2 separate regions of the Homo sapiens genome follow, and region 1 is linked to region 2. The links are chromatin loops, found by intact Hi-C in ENCODE. Cell type or tissue: ascending aorta. All regions are shown on one strand. Each heading gives the region's core, and the rest is flanking DNA. Links, peaks and the distances in the headings are about the cores only.

Evidence for each region. Hi-C counts contacts between places; a loop is a spot of excess contacts. Peaks named below come from ENCODE experiments on the same cell type or tissue, not always from the same donor. Only the 100,000 strongest peaks of a DNase experiment are listed, where the experiment ranks them.
Region 1: a loop joins it to region 2, with 3 times the contacts of the local background. A loop is called at or near these places in 7 of 110 quality-filtered maps.

The regions. Positions count from the first base shown.
Region 1 is chr16:8,963,318-8,966,202 of GRCh38, forward strand. USP7 (ubiquitin specific peptidase 7) reads right to left here and starts at 589. Exons shown (of 31, transcript NM_003470.3): 1 at 1-589. All of the region lies in intron 1 of USP7-AS1 (USP7 antisense RNA 1), which reads left to right. RefSeq lists silencers at 692-1,051, 2,735-2,885 and enhancers at 2,193-2,816, 2,817-2,885. In ascending aorta, for the core only: a CTCF peak has its summit at 1,144; a DNase peak (open chromatin) is centred at 614; H3K4me3 peaks cover 1,316 bases; H3K27ac peaks cover 1,043 bases.
Region 2 is chr16:9,046,086-9,048,992 of GRCh38, forward strand. No RefSeq gene overlaps it. Among named protein-coding and RNA genes, the nearest start is that of HAPSTR1, 44 kb to the right of the region's middle. RefSeq lists enhancers at 1,075-2,274, 1,571-1,670, 1,727-2,021. In ascending aorta, for the core only: no CTCF peak of the experiment used is centred there; a DNase peak (open chromatin) is centred at 1,776; H3K27ac peaks cover 1,883 bases.

The DNA.
Region 1 (2,885 bases), core at 1-2,500, 83 kb before region 2:
GGGGCCGGGGCTGCGAGCCCGGCGGGCGGGCGGCGGCGAGCCGGGGCGGCGGCGGCGGCGGCGGCGGCGGGGCGGCCTCCTCCTCCTCCTCCCGCGCGTCGTCGGCGACGGCGGCCCCGGGGCGGCCCGCGGCGGGCGGCGGCGGCGGCAGGGAGACGCGCACGTACTTGCTCGCGATTCGCCCAATCTCGGCGCCGAGGCGGGCGGGCGGCCGGCGGGCCGGGCCGGGCGGCCTCGTCGCTCGCTGCGGCCGCCGCCGCCGCCGCCGCGGGGCCCGCCTCCCGCCGCCGGGGCCGGGGCCGGGGCTGCGGGGCCGCGGGCCGGCCGGGGGCGGAGGGCGGCCGGTCGGGGGCCGCGGAGTCAGCCCCGCCTCGGGCCGGGCGCGGCGGACGGGAGGCCTGGCCGGCCGCGGCGGGCCTGCGGGCCCTGGGGCCGGCGGGAGCGGCGGAGCGGGCGGGCGACGGGCCGGCCGCGTTCCGAGAGCCGCGGCCTCCGCCTCCTCGGCGTCGTCGTCGGGGCTCCGGCAGCGGACGCGGCGCCCGGCAGCTCGGCTCGGCTCGCTCTCAAAATGGCGGCGGCGTGAAATGTCACATCCGCATGGGGGGCCGCGGAGCGAGCGAGCGAGCGAGGAGAGCAAGCGGGCGGGCGCCGAGCCGGAGGGCGGAGCGGGAGCGCAGGGCGGAGCACGGGAGGCGGAGCAGGGAGCGACCCGCCTGCCGCCGCCGCCGAGGCCCGCCTGCCCCGCAGCGCCGCGCCCCGGCACCGCCTGCGCCGCAGCCCCGCGGCGGACCCTCGGCGCTCCCTGCCCCCGGGCCCTGGGGGCCGAGGCGGGCCGCCCGGTGACTTAGCCCTGCGGAGGTGAACCGGAATCCTTCCCATCCTGGGGAGCCGGACACCCCGAAAGACCCAGGAGCGGCAATGAGGAGGGGCCCAGAAGCCACCCGGCAGCCGGGGTTCAGGTCCCAGCCTAGCGCGCCGGGGCGAGCGCTGGAGGTTGCCCGGGGACTGCTCGGGATAGGGCCCGGAAGGGAGCTTGGGGTCAGCGCCTAGAAGTTCCTGTTATTGTCGTTACTTACCCTTGCCCGCTGACGTGCACTTTTTCACCCAGTATCTACCGTGGAAGAATTTATTTTCTCACTGTCAGCCTAATCTGGCAAAGTTTGGCTCCTCAAGAGCAACCCCAGGCGGGGCGCAGCTGCTCACACCTGTGATCCCAGCACTTTGGGAGGCCGAGGTGGGAGAATCACTTGAGGCCAAGAGTAAGAGACCACCCTCTCTACAAAGGTTTTGGGTTTTGTTTTTATATTTTTGAAATGTATTTTTAATTAGCCGGGTGTTGTGCCTCCTGCCTGTAGTGACAGCTACTTGGGAGGCTGAGGCTGGAGGTTCGCTTGGGAGGTTGACTGAGGCTGCAGTGATCAAAGATGGCGCCACTGCACTCCAGCCTGGGCAACAGAATGAGACCCTGTCTCAACTAATAGTGATAATAAAATAATAATATAAAAATAAAACAAGCCCACTACCCTTCACATTTGGTATTAATTTACTTCCTTCCTATCAACCCAGTCTGGGATCATTCACCCGGGGCCTCCCTATTCCAGGAGACATTTGGTGAATATATCTCCTGTCCTGTCTCATTCAGTCATTGACAGACTGATGATTAGGGTCTCAACTTTTCCAGTTAATCAAGGCAGTGTGGGTCAATAAAAATGGAGCAAACCGATATACATTTCTACACATCTCAGGGGAGAATAGAATTTCACCCTAACAAGGCCAGAAGATTGTGGTACCTGTCTTCTCTCCATCTCCCTATACCCGCTTTCCCTGCATTTTTCTCCCATTTATGTACTGTTCATCTCCCTTCCCCCCGAAAGAATGTTTTGCTCACTGTTGTATCACAAATGCCTGGGATACACAGCAAGTGCTCAATAAAAATTGGTTGGGCCAGGTCGGCGCGGTGGCTCACACCTGTAATCCCAGCACTTTGGGAGGCCAAGGCGGGCGGATCACTTGAGGTCGGGAGTTTGAGACCAGCCTGACCAACATGGAGAAACCCCGTCTCTACTTAAAGTACAAAATTAGCCGGGCGTGGTGGCGCATGCCTGTAATCCCAGCTACTCAGGAGGCCGAGGCAGGAGAATCACTTGAACCCGGGAGGTGGAGGGTGCGGTGCGGTGAGCTGACATCGCGCCATTGCACTCTAGCCTAGGCAACGAGCGAAACTCTATCTCAAAAAAAAAAAAAAAATTGGTTGGGCCAGGCACGGTGGCTCACGCCTGTAATCTCAGCACGTTGGGAGGCCGAGGTGGGCGGATCACCTGAGGTCAGGAATTCGAGACTAGCCTGGCCAACATGGTGAAACCTCATGTCTACTAAAAATACATACAAAAAACTTAGCCGGGCATGGTGGCATACGCTGGTAATCCTAGCTACTCAGGAGGCTGAGGCAGGAGAATTGCTTGAAGCCAGGAGGTGGAGGCTGCAGTCAGCTAATCACACCCCTGCACTCCAGCCTGGGCAATAGAGGGAGATTCCATCTAAAATAAATAAATACATAAATAAATATTGGTTGAATGGGCCAGGCACAGTGGCTTACACCCCTTATGCCAGCACTTTGGGAGATTGAGGCGGGAGGATCAATCACTTGAGCCCAGGAGTTGGAGACCAGCCTGGGCAACATAGGGAAACCCGATCTCAATCAGCCAATCAATTAATCAATCATTAGTCAACTGGTTGAATGAACATATGATTCAAGCGTGACTGGATCCCCCTCACCAGCATTTCGTACGCTTGAAGGTTTTTCACCAGTATATTTCCTGCCAGACCACAGAGGTGAGCAGGGGAGAGCCCAGTCACTTCAAAGGAATCCCTTGGGTCACCCCCAG
Region 2 (2,907 bases), core at 250-2,749:
CTCCCAAAGTGCTGGGATTACAGGCATGAGCCACCATGCCCAGCCTGACCCTGTCTCAAAAAAAAAAAAAAAAAAGATGCTCGAGAAAATGCTAAGTGCCAAGTGAAATGTCAAATGACACATCTCTTTCCCACCTCCCCCATCAGAGGAGCTGTAAGTGACAGCGCTATCCAGTGTTGGCTAGAGCATGGGGATTGGCCACACACAGAAGATCAAGTGTAAATGGAAGCATCCTTTTGGAAAGTCAATCTGACAATATTTCTCGAAGATTTAACTCCTTACTTCTAGAAATCCCTAGAAATCAATGCACGGGTGCCCAAGGATGTATGTGCAAGTGACAATTGACAAAGGATTATTTGTGAAAATGAAACAGTGGAAACCCCCTAACAGTTCATCTTTGCACTATAGAATGCCACATAGGACTGCACCACCATTAAATGCAGAGAAACATGGAGAGACATAAGGTGCTCTCCAAGATTTATTAAATACAAAAAGCAAAATGCAAAATATGCACAAGGTATGACCCCATTTTTGGAAAAAAGAGAATATTCGAGAGACAATAGAATGCAATGGTTGTGAACAGACTCTGGAACCAGGCTGCCTGGGTTTCAATCCCAGCTCTTTTTCTCTGAAGCTGTGTGACTTTGGGGAAGTTACTTTACCTCTCTGGGCCTGAGTTTTCTCCTCTGTAAAGTAGAGCTAATAATAGAGTTTGCCTCATGGGGTTTTGTGAAGACTAAATAAATGAATCCATGTAAAGTGTTTAGAGCAGGGCCTGATATGTATCAAAATGCCCAACTAGTGTTAGCTATTAGCCCTGTGCACATATATACATAAATGGAGAGACAGAAAGAGAGAGAGAGAGATTGTAAGGATGTGCTCCAAACTGTAGATAGTGGAAGCTCGTGAAAAGGGACTCCACATTTTGCTAAAATCCAGATTGCTAAAATCTTTCACAATAAACATAGATTCATGTATTACTTGGGTGATATTTTTAATACTCTCCACTTCCAAATCCCCAACCATGATGTCAGTTAACATTTTTCCTTCTGTGGAATATTCTCATTCTGTGTGAGACAGGGCAGAGTCTAGCATGATCATTGTGCAGCTGGAGAAAGGTAAGCTGCTGGAGGTTAAGCCATTTGTCCACCTTCAGCCTTAGACCCCCTGGTCAGCCTGGCCTGGCACACAGAACCTTGTTTTCCCCCAACTCCACTCCATCCCATCTCTACCATGGGGTTCAGTCCTCAGTTGCCTTTATGACTTTAAAGTGTGTTTCTTCCTTCTTTAGGCTGTGCAAAGAGCTCTCACTCAAAATGTCTCACGCCTTTCTCTTGCCAACCCTAGCAAGTAGACAATATTATGACCTCATTTTTCAGATGAGGACACTGAGGCACAGAGTTGTATAGTAGTGTGCCTACGGTCACACAGCTAATAAGGGGCAGAGCTGGGCTTCAAAGTCACTTCTTTCTGATGTCAAGGCTTGTGTTCTTTCAAAATTTAATCAGTCATATATGCCCACAGTTCTTTCAAAATTTAAATAAGTCAGGTGTGCACACAGTTACTGCAGGTGCCCATCCATCCAAGAAAACCTCCTAGCAGGAAGCCCCTGCAAGGCAGGAGCCTCTCTGCTGCCAGTGCTGTGATCTTGCAACAGTCTTGGAGTCTTGCCTCCAGATCTGCAGGGCTCTCTGGGGAGTGCTGGCCTGGACCCACATCCAAGCTTGTGTCTGGGTCAGACTGTCCCAGCCAATAGGGCAGTCTGGAAGGTCAAATAAGAAGGGAGCCAGGGACTATGTTGAGCGCCTGGCCGCTCTCCCAGCAACAAGCTCTGGGAGAGCAAGAGCCGGAGGTCTGAATGAGTCAGCATAGTGGGAAGTGGAAATGATGACTCAGCTCTGGGCCCTGATTTTCCTCTTCTTTGTCTAAGAGATGAGTCATCGCCTTTATGCCTTTAATTTTCAGACTTCAAACTCATCCCAGCAATGTAGAGGAAGCTGATGAGGGAAAGCTCCCTGCAGCGTGGGCTGTGCCCCCAGGAGCCCCTGAGTTTAAATTCAGTCTCTGCTACTTACTAATCACAGGATGTTGGCAAATCGCTGAGCCTGCATCCCCCCATCTGTCAAATGGGGGTGCTAAGGCCTACCTGGCAAGATTCCTTCATCTGATCAGTGCCAGGCGCTGGGGAGATGATAGTAAATGACACAGACAAAATTCCTGCCCCCACAAAGCTTACATTCTGGCGAGGAAAGACAATAATGAACAAATCTATATGTACAACGTAAGGCCAGCTGGTGGGGAGCATGGTGAAGAAAAATTAAACGGGTGAGGTGTAGAAGTAAGAGGAGGTAAGAGGATTGAATGAGAAAGTCCCTCTAGAGAGTCTGGCACAGGGCCTTACACAGGCTAGGGCTTCAATAAATAAGCACAAATTGTCCTCTTTGTGGTTTAGGAATTAAAGGGCACATGGCTGTTAGGACTGAACAGACCTCCGCTCCCTGGAGGAGATGCAAGGTGGATGATCCCACAATGAGTTCCAGCACTGGGCCAAGGATTCCAGGTCCAGGGCAGTGAGAAAAAAGACACTCAGCTTTTATATATGTGTGTGTGTGTATATATATATATATATATAATATGTATACATATTATATATATATATAAAATATGTGTGCGTGTGTGTATATATATATAGAATGGGTGCATTATATATACAATACACATATATAATATATATCATATGTATACATCTCTTATACATATGATATATCATATGTATAATATGTGTGTGTGTGTGTATATATATAGAATGGGCGCAGTGGCTCATGCATGCCTGCAATCCCAGCCCTTTGGGAGGCTGAAGTGGGAGGATCCCTTGAGATCAGAAGTTTGAGGCCAGCCTAGGCAACA